2 separate regions of the Mus musculus genome follow, and region 2 is linked to region 1. A link is a contact called in ENCODE POLR2A ChIA-PET data. All regions are on one chromosome and are shown on one strand. Each heading gives the region's core, a stretch centred on a gene start or an enhancer-like site at or near the end of the contact. The rest is flanking DNA. Distances are from core to core; before and after follow the strand shown. Region 1 holds the start of Zyg11b (zyg-ll family member B, cell cycle regulator). Region 2 holds the start of Tut4 (terminal uridylyl transferase 4).

Evidence for each region. ChIA-PET counts read pairs that join two places held with the same protein, here RNA polymerase II (POLR2A).
Region 2: POLR2A ChIA-PET joins it to region 1 with 10 read pairs in Patski. The contact joins the promoter of Tut4 here to the promoter of Zyg11b in region 1. POLR2A ChIA-PET finds 5 or more read pairs at or near these places in 2 of 5 experiments (Patski and embryonic stem cell).

Annotation. Positions count from the first base shown.
Region 1 is chr4:108,299,146-108,303,219 of GRCm38, reverse strand. It overlaps Zyg11b (zyg-ll family member B, cell cycle regulator), which reads left to right and starts at 2,130. Exons shown (of 14, transcript NM_001033634.3): 1 at 2,130-2,329. The coding sequence starts at 2,300.
Region 2 is chr4:108,456,673-108,461,220 of GRCm38, reverse strand. Tut4 (terminal uridylyl transferase 4) reads right to left here and starts at 1,811. Exons shown (of 31, transcript NM_175472.4): 1 at 1,582-1,811; 2 at 1,021-1,204.

The DNA of each region.
Region 1 (4,074 bases), core at 881-3,380:
ATTTATTTTATGTATATAAGCACATTGTAGCTGTCTTCAGACACACCAGAAGAGGGCACCTGATCAGTTTACAAGATGGTGTAAGCCACCATGTGGTTGCTGGGAATTGAACTCAGGGCCTCTGGAAGAACAGTCAGTGTTCCTAACCACTGAGCCATCTCTCCAGCACCCCCCTTCTTCCTTCTCCTTTTCTTCCTCCTCCTCCTCCTCCTTCTCTCTCTCTCTCTATGTCTCTCTCTCTGTCTCTCTCTGTCTGTCTCTTCCCTCTCATTCTTCTCCTCTCTCTCTCTCTCTCTCTCTCTCTCTCTCTCTCTCTCTCTCTCTCTCTCTCTCTGCAAACATCAATCAGCCAGGTAACTCAAAACTTGCCTACCTCTAATCCCTCCAGTAATTGGTTGTACCATTTTTACTTAACCAATAGCTTTAAGTTAAGGAACAAGGTTTGCACAACAAACGCTGGTAAATGAGAGAATTAGTACAGAATTTAGCATCACAATACACAGCCTCCCACCAAACAACCATCACTAGAGTAATCAAATCCACAGAGATTAAAAATCAGGACTATGCTAGCTTTGGGTGTGTCTCAGTAGTAGAGAGCTTGCATAGCGTGTGTGAGGTCATCAACTTAATACCCAGCACTGCTGCAACCTCCAACAAAAGGTAGCACAGTACTTGCCAAGGGACAGTGAGAAAGAATATAGGGATAGACATTCAGTTTTGCAAGAGCGGCAGAGTCTGAACAACTGAGGATGTTGCCCAAGAGGAGAACACTTGCACAGCATGTGCAAAGCCTTGTAGTTAATTCCCACTACCACAAACACGATGGAAACAATCAAGTGGCAGCCTTCTGGAGTGCCTGTTTGGCGATGGCTTCACCAGTACTTAATCCTGCCTGACCTGTATACTTGATAGTGATTAAAATGGAAGATGGTCCAGTGGCAAGAGGCTAGGGGGTTAGGTCTCCAGAAGTGTGCGCTCTGGAGAAACAGTGACACACTTCCTCTAACAAGGCTACTCTTCCTAGTATCACCAACCACCATGGGCCAGGCATTCAAACACAGGAGTCTATGGGGGCCATACCTATTCAAACCACCACAGCAGAGAAATGGAGAGTTGAAGCATACCTGGACTACATAGTGAAGGCTAGCCTGGGCTACAGAAAGGAAAAAGTATACAAGTGGAGTTATAGGTAGTCTGGAAGTCACTGTCAGTGATGGAAACTTATATAGATGTTCTGTTTTGTCCATTTACTTTGTCAGTGATTTGAAGGCAAAAATGATTAGTTAAATGAGCATGAAGAAGGAAATATCGGAGGCCTGAGAAGAGGGACTTGAAGTAGCTACCTAGAGGGTGGAAAAATATAGCATAGCTAAACACCATTTACATAAGATCAAAAGAAGGCAGCCAAGAGATGGCTCATCGGTTAAGAGCACTGACCCCTCTTCCTGAGTTCAAATCCCAGCAACCACATGGTGGCTCACAACCATCTGTAATGAGATCTGATGCCCTATTCTGTGCTGTCTGAAGACAGCTACAGTGTACTTGGATATAATAATAAATAAATCTTTAAAAAGAAAAAAGAAAAGCAGGTTAAAGAGGGAAAGCTCCATAGTCAAAATTGAGATTGTGGGGCCCGAGGATGTGACGCAGTAGCAGGCAGAATACTTGCCTAACATATGCTATGTGGAGGGACTCTTTCTCACAAAACAAAACGAAAACAACAGCAAAACAACATCATGTAACAGAATGCTAAAATCACTAAGAACGTTGACAACAAAAATTAATGACTAAAAAAAAAAATTAATGACTATGAATCAGAAGTTAAGTTTTGAAGAATGAGGGTAAGCGCTGCAGTCTTCTGGAGGTAAGATTTAAAGCTCTTCCAAACGGAAAGACTACAGCCTCGTCAGAGGGCGTTGGCCCCTTTAAGGGCTGGCGTTTGAGAATGGAGTCTACGCCGGGACGGGGCGGGGTCTTCAGGGGGCGGGACCACTTTGGGGCGGGGCGAGACATGCAAGGGAGAGAGGGGCGGGACTTCTAAGGGGCAGGGCGCGGTAGGCTCAGGGAGAGGGGCGGGACCTCGTGCGGGGGGGCGGGGCGCAGCAGGCGCGGCGAGCGAGGCGGAGTCTGTGTTTCGGTCAGGTTGCGGCAGCGGCTGCTGTAGTTCAGAAGAGCGAGGCCGAGGCCTGGGCCCAGCCCGGAGCCGCTGCCTGACCCGAGCCTCCTGGAGCCCCCGAGCCGGCTGATCTTAGCGGCGGGCTCGGGCTCCGCCTGCCACCGCACGCAGGACCGAGGCTGCATGCCGGAGGACCAGGCCCACGCAGCCATGGTGAGCTAGCGCGGCCTGCCCCCCACCCCCCGCAGGGTGGCCCGAGGACGCCGGGCAGCCGTCTCACCCTTCTTCCTGCACCCTCCCTCTGTCTCCTCCGGCTCGCGTTCCCCATCCACCAGTAGGAGCAAACCTCTTTGGGAGACATCCCTTAATCCCCCTTCTTTCCGGTGACACCCTTTTGTCCCCCGGTGACAGCCTCCTTCGCATTCTCCTCGTCCCCCCTTCCCTGTCTTTAACCCTCCCCTTTCTCCTCAACCATTTTAACCTTTCTCCTCTATGGTCGTTAGTCACCCCCACCCCCCACTTTTCCTTCCCACACTTTGCTTCCTTTCCCTCCTCGACCCTCTTCACCATTTTATCTCCGGCGCCCCCTCTTCCCCTTGGTCCTCGACCATCCGCATTTCCTCTGCCCCTTGTCGGATGTCCTCCGTCGCCGGCTCACACATCTGTCCCCATTTCCTTGTGCAGGTTTCAGAGGGCTAAGCAGGAGCAATTGGAAGGCAATTGCTACCCGGGAGCTGTTGGGCGGGTACATACAGATTAGTAACCTTTCTTTCTCCGTTCTGTTTTGGAGTGGGGAAGTGAGGGGAGATTGGCGGTATGGAAGAATAGTCTGGAAGCTTTACTACTTAGTGTCATTGCAAAAACCTGAGTGGGGTGTGTTACAGAGTACATCCTGTAGCCTTATGTGATTATCAGGCCTTTTGACAGAAATAGCCAAAAAGGGTTGTTACATTTTTATTTTGAATGTGTTTTCATGTGGAGTTACCGTTAGGGAAATTAAAAATCTTTTGTAATTTGCAGGCTTGACAGTTGTTGCTCAGAGCACATGATTTGTTTTTGTTAGGAGGCAGAGACCAAGGGCATTTGAGGTCTGAATATCAGCCTGGCAGTCAGATTGTGACAGTCTTTCGAATACCTTCCTCCGAAAGGTTGTATTTGTCCTGTCCTTTCTGTCCTTTCTTGGAGAAACCCTTTCTTTGCAAATTTTCCTCTGCTTCAAAATGGCTGTGACTACAGTCCCATTTTTAAGTGTTATCCGCGTTTTGCTGTGTATATATTGAAAGCATTGTTCTATCCTATACAAAATAAATGTTGATCTCTGGGAGGAAATAATACATTCTAGTCAAAAAGACTTGTTGATAATCATAAGTTCCTAGGTTGTATTTCCCTCCATCTGACTTTTAGGAAGGTAACCTACCGTCTGGTGTTTAACCGGGAAACACTCCCTCGCTCCCTGACTCTGCTGATCCTCCATTGTCTTTTCCCAGTGACTGCCTCTCACTTGTTCCACTGTTACTGTGTGCTGTTCTGTTCCTTCCCAAGGAGAGTCAGAGTCTGGAAACAACTGGGCCTTACTTAATTCCCTGAGTTCCCAGTGCCCAGGTCAGGTAGACTCTTGAATGGTTTGATTTATGATCTCATTTCCCCACCTGTCAAGTGCAGTCTTCCACTGAAATTTGAGGCACCTTGCAGACTACTCAGGGTGAGTTGAAGCGTCTTTTGGTGCAAAAAGGAGTAGAATAAGATGTAGTGATGATTCTTTTCAGACTAGAGAGCCATCCTGCTGGAGAAGGTACCAGGCTGTTAGACTTTTGGAAATGCAGGCCTTTCCACGGAGACTGAATGAGTTATTCAAAGGATGGGGAGTCAAAGGCGTGATTTGAGCTGGGCCTAAAAGATGAATAGAATTTATGTGGCTCATTTGGGAAAGAAGAAGAAAACTTCACTTTAAGTGTGAC
Region 2 (4,548 bases), core at 562-3,061, 160 kb before region 1:
TCTATAGATATAAAAGGTTATATGACCTCCGCGAGCTAATTATTAAATTCATTCCAACAAATCACAATTCAAATTGCATTTCTGGACACTAAGATTACAAAAGATCGCAGAACGTCAAATGTTTAAGGAATTACTTTTGTATCGAAATGAAGAAACATGGTATACTAAAACTAAAATCTCACGCAAGGTACAAGATTCGTCTGCTTTAAAGTTTGATAATCTTCTTTTTTAAAATGTTTAACCAACGTTAAGATAACAGTAATTAATCCCATTCAGGTACTGACTAGAAATCCCGCTGCTTCTTTGAGGTCTAACCACCTCATTCTTTTGTAATCCTGATATCAAAAGGATCAGAAACCACTTGCGAAGGCGTGCGACACACTGGGGAAGTGCTGTCTGTTTACAAATACGAATCTCACAGTTACCCACGTCAAAAGCGCGCAGTACCAGCACCTCTCGACTGGGGGGCGGGGGACAGAGACGGCGGGTGAGCAGGAAACGAAATCCACACAAACCTACCTCTGCTCCCTCCCGACAAGGACAAGCCCGGGGGATGGCGGGGAGGACACGCTGTGTGTGTGTGTGTTTACAAGTGTATATATACATACACATACACAGGGTGAAAGAAAGGCACACAATACAGACAAACACGCACTGGATCTAAGCGAAGGCTAGACCAATCCCGTTAACTCAGATACTCCTACCCCGTCTACAACAGGTTTCGGTGGCCGGACGGGCGCCCCAGCTTTCCCTAAGGTCGGCCCCCCAAAGCCCTCCTCAGGCCGCCCAGGCCGCCTTCTCGACTTCCCTCCTTCCCTCGGCTTTCCCCTGGGACACCAGAAGCCAGTTCCAGCCCAGGAGGAAGTGCCAGGCCCCGAGGGGGCGGCGGAGACGCGCTCCGGCGGCGCGGACACCTGCGAGGCGCCGCACCTGAAGGGGACAAGCTGGGGGCCCCCGGGCTCAGCGGCCGAGCACACCCCCTCGGCAGCCCGCGCAGCGCGGCGGCCCGCAGCCCCGTACCTGAGAAGCCCGCGAGCTACAGGCGCGCGCGACGCCTCCTCATCTCAGAGGCTCCGGCTCCCCCTCCGCCTCCCGCCGCCGCTGCCGCCCCCGTCGCCGTCGCCGCCGCCGCCGTCGCCGCCGCCGATGGAGGCCAGGACACGACGAGCTCAGGACTCCACCGCCATGTCCGCCGCGCCGCGAACTGCATTGTGGGGGGGAAGGGACGGGGAGGGGGAGGAGGAGGGAGCGAGAGAAAGAGGAGGACCCGCTGAGGGGAGGGGGCTGAGGGAGAGTGGCGCCCGGCCGAGGGGGGAGGGGAGTCGGAGGCTCTCCCCAGCCTGGGATCCCGATTGGGATGGGAGGAGATAGCCTCGGAGGCGGGGAGCAGAGCCTCCCAGAGCTGGGTTCAGGGGCTCCCTCTTCTTTAATTCTGGGGATCCCCCCCAAGCACCCGTCAAACCTCGGCGGAGGAGGGGGTAGACCGGGGGGCGTGGGGGGAGGGGCTTCGTTCCGGGGCTCGTGGCGGTCGCCCGGAAACAATGAGGAGGGGATGGAGGTGGGAGGACGGCGCGCACACACCCGCGCTGAGGAGGGAGAGCGGGCGAGCGCGCGCGGGCTCCGATCGGCGCCCGAGCTGGGGGCGGGCGGGCCCCCGAGGGAGAGAGGAAGGGAGGGAGGGAGGGAAAGGGTCGGAGCTACCCGCGGCTCGCTGGCTGGAGCGGGCCTGCAGGGAGAGAGAAAGAGAGAGAGAGGGTCCTGCGGTCCAGCACGCCGACGCCGGGAAGCGGCGCGAGGACGCCGGCGAGCTTAGGGTCGCGTGCACCGTCGCGCTTCTCACGTCAGGCTCCCTGGCTGCGGGCGCCTTGCCTGAGGCCCCCGGGCGGGAAAGGGGGCAGGTTGCCTAGCTGTGCCCCAGGGAGAGGCCGTAGATGTGCAGGCTCGGGCTTGTCACTGTCCGACAGCCCACGCATTTCTTGAATCCTCCGCGACCATTCCTGACTTCTGAGCACTGTCGAGCAGCTAGCAGGAGGGAGCCCCCCACCCCTTCACCCTTGCATCCAGTCCAGTTTTGCATCACCTCAGGACTAACAAAGCAGAGAAATCTTGAGAAATAGTTCGAAAACCATTTCTTTAGTTTCAGGTGGGCATAGAAACAACTACCAAGAACGGCTTCCCTCCTTCCTCCTTTTTTTTTTTTAAATGTGTTAGCTTCCTCTCATTTAAATTTACACTCATGGAAGACTAGAAGGCTTTGTTAGTTTATTTTAATGACACCCCCCCCCCCCGCCCTCAAGCCTCGAGATTATTATTTGACCAGTCTCCTACTTCACTCAGAGCTGGTCAAATCACACAACTGCAGTCCTTGAGGTGGATATTTACTAGGCAGAAAAAGTGTATGGCACTAAACGTGGGGTTTTATAAAGGGAAGCAGCTGAATCTTAAATATTTACAAGGTAATGACAAATTTTCTTGTGACTCACAGACCAGAGCTGCTAAGAGGCTACAGAGAGGCAATTGTCTCTGCAGAGTTCATCGACTTCCTGCTACATCCCAGAACTAAACACCTCTCACATGATATGTCCGTCAGAATCCCCAAAGCTGAACAAGCTTAGTGAGAAGGGACCAAGCATTGCCAACTTACTTCTAGGCATCGAGCTGAGGAGGCTTCATACACTTAACCACCTAATCTTCATAATGATCTTGTGACAATAGATACTATGGCTTCCATTTGCAGAGGAGAAAATATGCTCTGACAATCCCCTTCCCCCTGTCTCTGACTCCAGCAGACCCAGGAGCTGTGGATAGAGGGTAGCCAGTCAACCCTTCCAGCTTGGGGCGATTATCAAACTAATAAAAAATCCAGAGTTGCCTCATCTGAAACATTTTTAAATGTGTCCAAACTTCAGAGAGATAAGGTAAAGAACAGAAGAGGAAATGAAAGTGAAAACCGAATGTTAGGTGTGGTAGATTACAGCTGTAATATCAGCATTCTGGAAGCTGGGGCAGGATGATCACCAGGTCAAAGCCAGACTCTGTAGCCCAGGCTGGCCTCGAACTCAGAAAGCCGCCTGTCTTTGCCTTGATCTCTTTAAAAATAAAAAATAGACTTATAGCTTCCACAATAACATGTTCATTTTTTTGTTTTGGCTTTTTTGTTTCTTTTCCTTCTTTCTTTCTTTGTGGTGTTTGGGGGAGATTGGAAGAGCAGAGGACAGATATGAAGGAATGGGGAGAAGAGTGGGGTGGGGGCATATGATGTGAAATTCACAAAGAATTAATAAAATGTTTAAATAAATAAACGACTTGTATGGTGGAGTGGTGGAGTACACCATTAATCCCAGCAGGGGATAGGAAGGCGGGAGTAGGTGGATCTTTTGAATTTTTGGCCAATATGAAAAGGAGTTACAAAGCAGCCAGGGCTACCAAGTAAGACCTTGTCTCAAAAAACCAGGATTTGGGCAGATAGCAGCTCAATGTAACAGTACTTGCCTAGCATGTAAAGGGCTCCGAGTCTGATCCTCAGTGCTGGAAAGAGAATAATGAAAACGTAAAGCTGATAGACACACTTAAAAGGATTACCAACACGCTCCTCACTGATATTAATGTCATTGGACCAAATTCAACTGAACTCCTGATTACTTAGTATAAGCAAATCATAGTTCAGTGCCTAGACAAACTACACAGACTGCTGTTCAGAAATCTCACTGTTGAGCAAGGAAGGTAGTTTTATTAACCTGTAGTCAATAGAGCATATGACTATACAGAGAAACCCTGTCTCAAAAAAAAAAAAAAATAGAGCATATTAACAAAGAGTTAGGCAAATACACTAGAGAATGTGATAAATTCTATGTGGGCGAGCCTCCATCAGAAGAGATAGACCCTAGACCTTCAAGGATTACCTGTTTTGTGCCAAACACATGTTTATGATTCAGCAGACAACATTTAGTCTACAGTATGAAAATATTGAGTCTACAAGAAAGCTTCAGCCAGATGAGAAAGTCCTGTGTCTCCAGATAACTCCCTTTTCCTATTTTTCAAGATCCAACTCTTATTTAGTTGTTGTTATTGCTTAAGACGGGCTCTCTGGTAGCTCAAGCTGGCCTCCAGCTAGCCATGTAGCTGAGGATGACCTTGAACTCCAAGTCTTAGGATCACAGGTATGTACTGCCGTACCCCTTTATTCTTGTGTCCTTTACTAAATCTGATCACACAAACATCACACTCTCTCCAATCTCTGGATCCCAATTATTTTACCTGTCGGTCACCAATAGATTATAATCTTAAGCACAAATACTTATATTTGTATTGCACTGCCTCCATATTTGCTGAGTTGAATGCTTGGGCTGCCATACTCCTATTTATCATTACAACTAGATAATTCTGGTATTCTGACAGGAAGAATGAGGAAATACAGGGTTTAACCAATGCCAGCATTCATTAAATATATCAAAGACAGAACCTGAATGCCAGGTCTATGTTCTTTGCTTTGAACTACAGAGTACTGAAAAAATTACAAATCCCAGGCTGCTCTGTGAAAATACTCAG